Linked DNA regions of Homo sapiens: regions 2 and 3 are each linked to region 1. Evidence: read pairs that join two places in POLR2A ChIA-PET (ENCODE). Cell type or tissue: GM12878. All regions are shown on one strand. Region 1 has its middle 96 kb from the start of SLC10A2. Region 2 has its middle 110 kb from the start of SLC10A2. Region 3 has its middle 68 kb from the start of SLC10A2.

Region 1 (4,000 bases):
CCCATGGCAATTTAATCCTGCATTAGGTAAAGACGCTGTACAGACTGTGGAACACTTGACTTATGCAAATATGACCTTACACAGATTGTTCTATGAAGCCCATAATAACATTTTAGATATGGAAATTTCCACTGTGGGCGGAAACACAAAGTTCTGCGGTGTGTGGCTGATTGCCGGGAAGCCAGAGTGCTGGGCAGGCAGGGCCATACAAGGGGAGGGCCTTCGGACTTTGCTTTCACGTTGCTCTGTTTTCCTATGGATTTTTGCTAGGCTACGTGTGCTATTTCAGTATTGTTTGTGTTGTTACTCCATTTATTGCATTCTAACTGTGACTGAATAAACCAGGTAATAGCAAGGGGGTACATTAGAAGAAAAAAAATGAAAGTTTAAAGGTTCTTAAAAATGCCAAAGCCTTTATTCCATTGTATGTGGATTTTATTTGGCTACTTCAACATTGAAAAGTATTTTGAACAAAAGCGCAAGCACAAAAGAGCACATAATGTTTTCTGCACATGGTGCAATGCTTAAGAGTCTAGGTTTTGGAGCTAGACAGATGGATTCTGAGTTTTGTCTCCTCTTTGCTATGTGACCTTGTCAGATTACTTACTGTCTTCCAGCTCAGTTTATCTTCTGTAAAGTGGGTGTGATGATGATACTGGAGTCTCTTAAGATTTTACTAAAGATTAAATGAGATAATACATGTAAAGTGTCTAGCTTTTGGCCTGGTACTTACAAAATCATACAACTCACAATTAAATTTCATTTTTGCATTGTTGGTAATGTTTACATTTCATAAATAGCACCTGCTGTGATAGCACTATGGATTTTTTTGAGTACTTACAAAAGCAGGATCTAAATGAAAAGTTAGCGATAATGCAGATAAAGGATGAAATTTAAAAATGTATACTATGTATTCAAATGATGATTCAAACAAGGAAGATAGAGAGCGAAAATATAATGCTTATAATGCAATGCTGTGGGAAGCCATGGGTGGTTCAATAGATTTAAAATTTGTGCCAATGTTCAAAATGTAAAAGTGAGAGGTTGAGAAGGCTAGTGCAGTCATAAAAGCCATAAAAATTATCCTAAAATGTTATGAATAATTATAAGGAGAACCTGGTATGGCACATAGCAACTTTTTGTTGTGAATTAAATTGGGCTCTTTTAGGGAATGATGTCAAAAAGGGGCAGACAATAAACAGTATTAAAGACCACATAAGCTAGTCATGCATTACTTTTCCCAAAGCGTTCAGTGTTAGTTAAAGCTAATACTGGCACTGGTTTATCATTTAGAACATCCATGTGTACTCGAAGGCCTTGGCAAGCTTGCAAATGTGTATATGTTTGAGCCAAACGTGCTTTGAAAGACACTGGGAGCAGCATGGGTGAAAAAAAGTGAGTAGATCTGGGCCTCTGTGAGGAAACCGAGGACTAGACCATGCTTTTATCTTTTGAGATCTTTGGCAATAGAATAACCATCAGTCCTAATTGCTTAGTGTTGCCTGACGCTCTCTTTCCATTATGTGAATTTATATTTTTATCTTCTTGACTTTCAGTTGCTGATAGGTTCTCCGTGATTGACTTATTACATTCCTGTTTGGCCTACATTTACTTGGAGTACACCTGTATCATTTTGAGAGAGACCTTCTTAGTCTTGCTAAATTGAAAGCTTCATTTATTTACTTTTTTATTTTTGTCTAGAGTTGGACTGGCAAGGCCTCTGAAGTTGTGAGTTGACTTCGCCTAGGCTGCTTGTTCTTCAGTCTCAGAACATCCTTAGCCACAGGTCATCTTTAAGAGCAATTTACTTATTTCATCTTGGTGAGAAAGAGCACTTAACATGAGATGGACCCACTTGACACATAGGTGAAATATTGCGTAGCAGATCTCTAGAGCTTATACTTGCTGAGCAGCAGGTGTTCACCTTTGTAACTGTGGGAACTTTACACTTGTGGAACAGTAACTCTCTGTTTCCCTTTCTTGTAGTTTCTGGCAACTGCCATTTTACTTTCTGTTTCTATGAGTTTGACTATTTCAGATCCCCCACATAAGTGGAATCACTCAATATTCATCCTTCTATTGCCACAGAAAAACTTGCATCAACTGATGCTGACTTGGATAACCTGGGATTTTTTTTTTTTTTTTTTTTTTTTTTTTTTTGGTACTGAGTGCAATGGCTGGACTCAGTACCAAATGGCTGGAGTGCAATGGCGCAATCTCGGGTCATTGCAACTTCCGCCTCCCAGCTTCAAGTGATTCTGCTACCTCAGCCTCCCGAGTAGCTGGGATTACAGGCGCCCACCACCCCCAGCTAGTTTTTGTATTTTTAGTAGAGAAAGGGTTTCATCATGTTGGCCAGGCTGGTCTCGATCTCCTGACCTCAGGTGATCCACCCGCCTCGGCCTCCCAAAGTGCTAGGATTACAGGCATGAGCCACTGCGCCTGGCCGGATCACCTGGGATTTTAATCTTTCAGCCTAGCACAGTGCCTGGATTGCAGGAGGCATTCAACATATACTCTTTGAGAGAGGTCTTATTTAGAGTCACTGAATTAAAAGATTTATTTTGCCTGGGTGTGGTGGCTCACATCTGTAATCCCAGCACTTTGGGAGGCTGAGGCAGGCGGATCACCCAAGGTCAGGAGTTTGAGACCAGCCTGGCCAACATGGTGAAATCGTCTCCACTAAAAACACAAAAATTAGCTGGGCATGGTGGTGGGCGCCTGTAATCCCAGCTTCTCAGGAGGCTGAAGCAGGAGAATCGCTTGAACCCTGGAGTGGGAGGTTGCAGTGAGTGAAGATTACGCCACTACCCTCCAGCCTGGGAGACAGAGCGAGACTCCATCTCAAAATAAATAAATAAATAAAAGCTTTATTTATTTACTTTTTGCCAAATAATAAATTTTTGTATGCTTTGGATGCATGGAAGAAAATGATTGTGGCCAAATATACATGTTTACCATAAAATCAATTTATTGCTAAGTACTAAAGAGTAAAAAAATTACAGATGCGACAGTAATAACAGCAACATTTATCCATTGAGCCTTTCTTGCCTGCCAGCCCTGGTGCTAAGCTTCACGTTCATTTAATCCTCACAACAATCCTGGAAGGTATGTATTAGAATCTCCATTTGTAGATGAGTAGCAGTATTTTAAAGTTTGGAGAATAGCCCGGAAGGTCACAGTATTGTTGGAACTGAGCTCATGCATTGGAGATTATGGAATGATTTGATCAGTGTTACTCTGCTTCCTTCGTTGTCTCCAAGCTCTGATGGAAAAAGTTGCAGACCATCTTAGTCACTACCTGGGCAAGCTTTTCTTTTTTTTCTTTTTGTTGTTTTATTTCAATAGCTTTTGGGGTCCGTGTGTTTTTTTGTTATATGGATGAATTATATAACGGTGAAATCTGAGATTTTAGTGCACTCATCACTTGAGTAGTGTACATTGTACCTAATGTGTAGTTTTTATCCCTAGCCCTCCTCCCATCCTCTCCTTTCTGAGTCTCTAAAGTCCATAATATCACTCTGTTTGTCTCTGCATACTCATAGCTTAGCTCCCACTTGTGAGAGCTAAGTGAGAACATATGGTTTTGGTTTTCCATTCCTGTGTTACTTCACTTAGAATAATGGCCTCCAGCTCCATCTGAGTTGCTGCAAAAGACATTATTTCATTCCTTTTAAAGGCTGAGTAGTATTCTGTGGTGTGTATATACCACATTTTCTTTATACACTCATTAGTCGATGGGCATTTAGGTTGGTTCCACATTTTTGGGTAAGCTTTTCTTTCATAACATACATCTATTTGGTCATTTACTTTTAGTTTTGCCATTCAGGGTGACAGAGATATTTTAGATGCTCTGATTATGTTAAAGAATAAACCCCAAGAAAGGTGTTTATTGAAATGCAGTTAGTTTATCCAGACATATTCCTGGTTCTTAAGCATGTTTCCTTGTTCAAGTTCAACCGTTTCAGTTTGGTTTCCTGCTAAACTTGGAGGAATCAAC
Region 2 (4,000 bases), 210 kb after region 1:
TTAAACAGCAAAGTAATTCCTTAAGAGATTTCCTAATGTTGACTAATAGAAAACATCTCACTTTTTCCACTTTCACTTTTCCCCAGCAAGTTCATTATGGAGTAGATAGTTTAGAAGGCTGATGCAGAAAGGAGTCTGAACATATTTGTAATGTCAGAAAAAGTGGAGGAAGAGATGACCAAACATTACAAAAGAGCTTTGTAAGTTAAGAACTGAAACACCAAACTGGAAAACACAGGTTCTTTATTATAAAATTGGTTGTTACCTATCCATAACATTGATGAGGCTGACATGTTTAGAATGAGCTTTTTTATCCTTAAGTATTTTTTTCCTGTTCTGCTTTGCATTACTAGAAGAGAAGAAGAAAAAAGCAGAGACATATAGTTATGTTAATTTCTGAAACCTCTTTTCAATGAAATTTTAACCTCTGTTATGTGCCAAGTGCAATAAATATCTTGCTTTTGTGTTGGCGATACATATGAAAATCCTGGCCTCCTTTTTAATTAGCCCTACAACACAATTACAGCCTTTGGGTTATCAAACTCTTACACCAGATAAAAGAGGAAAAACACCACCACGATGTGGTGGTCCAATTGATGGTAATTGGACCTGGTCTGGATCGGAAAGGGCAATTATCATTTCTCACTGCTTCTCTTCCTCTTATGTGAAGTTCATTTGGACGACCTTTTGCCATTTTTGCCCAATGACATAGAGTGGCCTGTTCTTGGGCTGAAAGCACTCTAGTTACTCTTGCTGTCAGAGAAGTATTTCAGCAGATCATGGCTTGCAGCTACAATAAGAAACCAGTGAAAGTGCAGGCAAAATTTGTTTCCTTTCAAGCGAAGAGGTAGTTTTGTTTTTTTCCCCATTGTGTCCTAAGCCTGGGTTTAAGGATATGATATTGGTTTCCACAAAAAGTCGAAAAATTTACATACTGATGGTATCTGCACTTCAGGAATTTCCTTTAAAATAAATATTAAATAAGTCATGATGCTTAAAAACTAGATATGAGAAGTAGTGCACATGATTGCTAGTAAGAGGAGATCCCCAAGTTCCTGTACTGTGATCAGGTGCCTCAAAACACACCATTGGAATTGGAGTTGGAGGCTTAGAGTAGAAACAAGTTAATTTTAGCCTTTAAAGTTGGCCCCCTTCGTTGTAGGGGGCAAGAAACAGCCTGGTTTTGTCCAAAACAAATGGTGATGGTTTCTATTGCATAAAATATGATTGTGTACGTATAAAGCTCAACACCCTACTTACCTGGGTTATTCTGGCAAAAGTTCTATTTTAGTCCAAATTACCTGCTTTGGGAAGAAGGTTGCTTTTCTCAGGGGGTAATTACCAGTGCAATCGCAGCACCATCTGCTCGCCTTATGTTCTGTAGATGACTCGAAGGAGATAGTTTCAGGAGAGACCTGAAAAGGGAACATTTCAGGAGGGAGGAAATGAAGATAACCTAAAAGAAAGTAATAATTAGGAACTTAAAGAGGAAGAACATATGGTTTTGAACATATAACTTAGCAGTGTCCTAGACCTCTGGCCCAGCTGAGGTTTTCCCAGGAGTAAGAACTGAGAGAGAGTCGGGGCTAGAACAGAGAGTGGCCAATTAACCTAAAGGGAATCTCCAGAGGGACCTAGCAGAGAGAAATAGCAGATGGTATTCATTTGTGATTTTGTGGTGAAGAAGTAGCCGCAGGCTAGGTGCAAACGGCAGAATCTTGCTTTCCATATTCTAAGACAAAACTTTAAAAGGAAAGCCTGCGTACCCAGGAGAATTTTCATGCAGTCATCATTCATTTAAAAAATATACTTAACACCTCCTAAGCAGGATGTATTTCACTAGGCTGTTAGAGGAGATATGCTGATGTGTAAGTTATGGTTCCTTCCCTTGGGGATTGTACAATTCAATAGGAAAGCAGGGGAAATAAGATGTGTGCATGTCCAGGTAACTACCATTCATGGCACATAAGTGCCACATTAGGGAGACAAAGTGCTATGGGGTTTCACAGAGGTGAGAGTTAATTCCTGTTAGGGCATGAGGAGGAGGCTTCATGGAGAATGTGGAATTTGAGCGGGACCTCTGTGGATAGATAGAATTTTGCTGAGCTCTGAGAGCCTGCCTTGTATGGAGGTGGGATTCAACAGAGATTCAGGGACTTTAAGTAGAGTGGTTTGGGATTTTAATATTTATCTGGAGAGACAAAATTATATAAATATTTTTCACACTTTAAATACATCTGAAATTTGATTCTGCATTCTTGGGCGATTAAGCTGCATTTGAAAAAATGTGTACAATCAACCTTCAGTAGTTCTAGCTTTAGCATATGTTAATCTTGCTCCTGCAGCTGTGACCTCAGAAATAGAATTTTAGCAAGAATAATTTTTTTATATATTTAAATTTTTTTTAGCTTTGGCAAACAAAGGCAGGAATGGCTTGAATTGCAAAAGCCACTAATGTTGTCAGATTCTCTTTTGCTTAGAGCCAGGTTGGAGTCTTGTCTGGAGGAACTGGAGTTTCTCTTATCACCCTGGACCCTCTATTCCATATGACCTGTCCCATATGTCATTCTCTCAGTGTCAGTTTTTGAATTATATAATAGGAACACTTGCATCTATCCTATTGTTAGTATCATGAAATAAATATCTTTCTGTAATATTTGAAACTAGTAAAAAGTGACATTGGGATACATGTTCTTTTACTCCACAAAGACAAGTTATTTAGTGACTTTTTAAGGGAGGAAAAACATTGAAATCCCTAGGTATAGTAGACCACATTTATCCATAGTATCCACCTTTTGGTGTCTTTCCCCCACCTTTTAATTTTGGTGAGTGCGCGCAAGTACATCTCCCCTCCGTCCCTCCCCATCCGTATCCAGGTCTTCTTGCCACGCAGTTCCTCCCTTGACAGTCTCCTAGTCTGTCAGCAGCAGGAACTGAGAGGATCAATTCAAGTGTGAATTATCTTTAATTAAAACCTGTCACTTAGAAGTAAGTGAAAGAGAATTTAACCTTTGTTTATTCCACCTCAGCTCCTCCAAGCGTCCCAGGGCTCCACTTTGAAGGGCCAGCCTGCTGCCTGTGGCTTGAGTGGATCACCCAAGGTTTCTGCTACTTGTGGAAGACAACCACTATTTTTCAGTATCCGTGAGCTGCCCAGGGGCACGCTCCCGGATCCATGTTACAAAATAGCCTTTCCTCCCGTTCGTTCTCCTCATTACACAAACATATGTCCATAGTGTGTATGAGAGACCATGAGTTCGAGCTTCCCTGCTCTCCTGTTCTCAGAGGCCTCCGTCGTCTTACAGACACCCAGCTGTCCTGCTGGATGGGCTTACACACTTTACTGTCACACTTAGTGGGGTGGCAACTGAGGACCATTGTCATGAAATCTCTCAACTTTTCTGTATTCTCAACTCCAATCTTGCAATATTGCATTTCCAACTAACTATAAGCATCTTCATTTGGCCATCCCTTTAGCACCTTAGATTCTGTCTGGGCCCAGCTTTCTAGGGCTAAGAGTTGGGGCAGGTCTTTGCCTGCTGTGCCAGTTGGTGATTCTGCCAGGAGAGTCTTGGTGAGAGGTTGGTGTGGCTGAACTGAGAAGTCCATCACCTAGGAGCATCTGAAGTTAGTTGACAGCCATGATGGAGGGCATGAGCCATGGGTAAACAGGAGCAGTGGTAAGCTGATCATCAGTTGGAAAGGCTGGCTGTTGGGAAGTAAAAAAGAATAAGGAGTAGACGAAACAGATTAGATAGAGACTACGTTGAGGTCCTAATAGGGCAAATATTGCTTTAGAATTGGTTTGAGTAGTATTTACTCAACATAAGTCTCTGTAGATAACTTGGCACACTTTGCTGGGTTGGGGTTGTACCTAAAATTCGCAGACATACTAGACAAATTTGCAGGTGTGGAAATAAACTTATCTTCTATTTCCTTCTCTTGTGTTGCCTCTGAAGGTCATCATGATTCTCCCAGTTACTCAAGGCTTTTTATGATT
Region 3 (4,000 bases), 160 kb after region 1:
TTTCTTCTATCATTGTAGAAAGCTATGTAAGTTACTTTCTATATTGTCTTGATTATTCCTAATCAGTCCCCACTAGAATGTTAGTTTCACAAAGGCTAAATTTTTGTTGTTGTTCAGTTTTGTCTAAGAGCTGGAACAGTGTTTTGTTGGGTAAATATTGTTGGATGAATGAATGAATGAATGGTAGTTTCTGCTTAAAGTTCAATGATGGGGCAGACTTCCAGTTGGTTATGAAATAGAAGAAGAAAAATTAAATGATCTAGGAGAGTGGGACTATTCTCTGGCAAGGTTGCCCATGAAGACATTTGGTCTGGGCACCTGAGCCCTGTGCACCTGCCTTTTTTTTTTTTTTTTGAGATGGACCCTCACTCTGTCACCAGGCTGGAGTGCAGTGGCCTGATCTCGGCTCACTGCAAACTCCACCTCCCAGGTTCAAGCGATTCTCCTGCCTCAGCCTCCCAAGTGGCTGGGATTACAGACGTCCACCACCATGCCTGGCTAATTTTTGTATTTTTAGTAGAGATGGGGTTTCACCGTGTTAGCCAGGATAGTCTCGATCTCCTGACCTCGTGATCTGCCCGCCTCAGGCTCCTAAAGTGTTGGGATTACAGGCGTGAGCCACCGTGCCCAGCTGCGCCACCGTGCCTGGCTGCACCTGCCTCATTTTTATCTGCACGGCAGTTCTCTCTGCTTTCCTGATGGGTGGGTGGAAGGTGCCCTGCCACTCTAACCCAACAGGTCCTGCACTCAGAGTGCTTAGAACTGCGACCTTTATCTCTCATTATACCACATGCCATAGATCCTGGCATCCAAAGGGAGTGTAGATTTCTCTGTTTTGCTTTCAAATCCCAAACCCCTGGCAGAGACTCCTTGCTTCTGCTTGAGTCAGCTGCCACATCCTATGCTCACCTAACTGCGAGGGAAAAGGAGATCTCAGGGCTGCCTGAGGCTACCCTGTGGTCGCATGCTTGTGACTAGTGACCTTGCAAAGGGAAGGAGAACCTGCCTTCTCCTCGGGAGCCCTTGACTTCAAACAGTTGGGTGCATGTTGCTTCTGTTCCCTTTATCACCCTGGCATTTTGTTCTAATTTGTCCCTTTCTCCTTTCACTCTTTTTCTGATCCCCACTCACACTGGTCTTTGTTCTTGAGGTTAAAAGAAGCTCAGGCCAGCTTGATGCTTCTCAATGGACTCCCAGGCACCAGGAACACGATTGAAGGCGCTGGCCAGGCTCTGTCTCTCAGTCTCTCTGATGTGATGTGGGGCTCCTCAGATGGTGTGGCTGATGGAGGCCCCAGCTTCCCCCTTGGTGGTCACTGGTCAGTTTTCACTCTGTCTCTTATGCAGTGTATTAACCCCAGGGGGCATTGCTCTCTGCAGCAGACAGTGGAAACAGCCTGTTGGGAACGAGGCTGCCCATCCAGCTCCTTCGATCTTCTGATAAAAGCAGACTGGGGCGCAGTCAGCAGCAGTCGGATTCCTTTAAAGACCTGCCTGCCTTGCCAAGAGAAGGGTTGTTTGTTCAGGTTTGCACTTGGCTGGCATAAAAGGCATTGCAGGGACTGGAGTAATGGTATTCTCTTGGGTCTTGTCCAGAGTAACTTTAGAAAATAATTGATGAGCACTTGTTATTTTCCCCAGCTTAACATTCAACTTGTGGGTGATCCCCATTGTTAGACTTCACCTAAACCTGGCTTTGTGCCACTTTTTTTCTTAGACTTGGAAACTCAAAAGATTACATAAATTTGTTGGTTGTAAGTATTGGATGTCTTCCCATGGAGACTGGACCAGAGACAGCAATATAGTTCCAGGTAAATTTATGAGTTTTTATTCAGGTTGGACGTTTTGGCCTCATATGAGGACATTTTAGGGCATTTTGCTGCATTCCTAGAAAACACCTTCAAATGTTGAGCTGCCAGTGTGCTGTGGGGCAATTCTATATGGGGGTGCAAGGAACACTTCTGATGAACTGAGAAGGAAAAAATGGCTTCCTGACACTCTTGCTGGGCCACACAGGTCACCTACCAAGCCGATTCAATGGCTGAACTTTTGTATAAAAAAGCTAGATAAAGCAATCCCCTCTGGCAGAATGAAAGTTTCCATTAAATGTGAGCCAAGGGCCATCAGCTAAATTGAAAGATAAAGACATGCAAAGGGTATCTAGTGCCCTGGTGCATGTGGAACTGAACCGTTTTATCTAGAGGTCGAGGGAGTCATAGTGGACAAGGTCCCTTGAGGGGAAGTGGTGAAGCCAAGGGGCTGGAGGAGATGCTCAGGCTGAGAGTGACAAGCAGAAGCCAGGAAGCTTAGCCAGAGACATGAGCCTCAGGCAGAGCTGAGTGGTCTCTGCCTGGGGAGGAGAGAAGCAAAGACATGCCAATCAGAGAACAGAGTTCAGCTGCCAAAAAGTGCAATGAACCAGTTTTCTCTCCCCATCTCCTTACAATGGAAGGAAAATTAAAAACAAACAAACAATAGACTCTCACCCATACCTTTTATAGTGCATTTGTAGCTGTTATAATATTTTTATATAGATAATATTTTTTTGAATGAGTTCTGGAGATCTAATGTACAGCATGGTGACTATTGTTAACAATACTATATTGAATACTTGAAATTTGCTAAGATATTGATCTTAGGTATTGTCATAATATACAACAAATATTAACTCTGTGAGGTGATGAATATGTTAATTAGTTTGAAGCTGGTAATCCTTTCACAATGTGTATCAAAACATGTTGTACATCTTAAATATATACAACTTTTATTTGTAAATTATACCTCAAAAAAGCTGGAAAAGATAATGAAATAATATTTTGTGCTGGATGCTTTTTTGTTGGGAAATGGCCCTGCATCAATCACATGCTCTTGATGTCAAGTAAAAATTCTTCCTTTATCCCTAGATGGGACTCATTTTTACCTTTATAATTCTGGTTACAACAATATGAAACGGTACTGTGCAAGAGTTATTTTCTTTCATGCCTGCTGTTCGTGTTTAATGACTTGGATCTCTGTTTTAACACAATATCCACAACTTAAAACTCAGAGAACTGCCAACACAGATGCTAGTTTACTTTGTATAGCTCTAAGATGAGAACTTCAATTTCATATTGGGGGAAAGTCACCTACCACTCCCCTCCCTGCCCTTAGAGCTAGAACTTGTTTATGAAGCAACCTCAGCTAAATGCAAAGAAGATAAGCCAGAAGAGAGAGAGTACATGTCTATTCCAAGTCTGTTATGTTCCCTGTTCAGCGCGTGACAGCCTGAGCCTCAGTGGTTTTGACACTATGGTCCCATGAGCTCTAACTTCTGATGAGGTTTCCTGGGGATGTGCTAAGAGCCAAGCAGAGAGTCTGTCCTCCTGAAGTTCCACTTGGTCCGTTTTATATTTTGGGATTACCTGTCACATTTGTTTTAAAGATGGTTACTCTTGCTTAAAAATAAATTTAAAAATGGTTTCTGTATAACGCTTAGTCTTCACAACATTCCTGTGGGTTTGCTACCCTGATTTCCATTTAATAGATGAAAGAATTGGGGTCCTGGGTAGTCATCTGGTGCAGGATAACAGGTGGGTAAGTGGCCTCCCGCTCAGCATTTCTCCACAGTCTCACTTAGAAGCAAGGAAAGATGCCTCTGAGAGAAGGGACTTAAATATTCATACACTAATGCTTATGCATGTTCCTCACCAAGGAGTCCCTGACTGTCACTCTATATTCTTTTGTCACTATGACGATGGACATGACAGGCAGATTTCAGAACAACATTCAACAAATATTGATTGAGTTAAGAGTCAAATAGAAATATGCTCAAACCCGAAACGAGGCTGTGAGGATATAGGGCGGTGAATGGGACACCTGCCTTCATGGAGGTTACAGCACAATGGATAGACCGATATAAATAATAAACTACAGTCTTGTTTCCAATTTTGAGAAGTACCATGTCTCATCACGATAAACAGTGTTGAGTTTGATGGGAAGAAAAGAGGTGCTCAAAGCAAACT

Evidence for each region. ChIA-PET counts read pairs that join two places held together with the same protein. Peaks named below come from ENCODE experiments on the same cell type or tissue, not always from the same donor. Only the 100,000 strongest peaks of a DNase experiment are listed, where the experiment ranks them.
Region 2: POLR2A ChIA-PET joins it to region 1 with 9 read pairs; 1 of 35 experiments calls an interaction of 5 or more read pairs at or near these places.
Region 3: POLR2A ChIA-PET joins it to region 1 with 7 read pairs; 2 of 35 experiments call an interaction of 5 or more read pairs at or near these places.

The regions. Positions count from the first base shown.
Region 1 is chr13:102,968,824-102,972,823 of GRCh38, forward strand. No RefSeq gene overlaps it. Among named protein-coding and RNA genes, the nearest start is that of SLC10A2, 96 kb to the right of the region's middle. RefSeq lists an enhancer at 1,881-2,080. In GM12878, no CTCF peak of the experiment used is centred here; a DNase peak (open chromatin) is centred at 1,908; H3K27ac peaks cover 1,633 bases.
Region 2 is chr13:103,177,836-103,181,835 of GRCh38, forward strand. No RefSeq gene overlaps it. Among named protein-coding and RNA genes, the nearest start is that of SLC10A2, 110 kb to the left of the region's middle. In GM12878, no CTCF peak of the experiment used is centred here; a DNase peak (open chromatin) is centred at 1,636.
Region 3 is chr13:103,132,207-103,136,206 of GRCh38, forward strand. No RefSeq gene overlaps it. Among named protein-coding and RNA genes, the nearest start is that of SLC10A2, 68 kb to the left of the region's middle. RefSeq lists an enhancer at 2,110-2,169. In GM12878, no CTCF peak of the experiment used is centred here; a DNase peak (open chromatin) is centred at 2,245.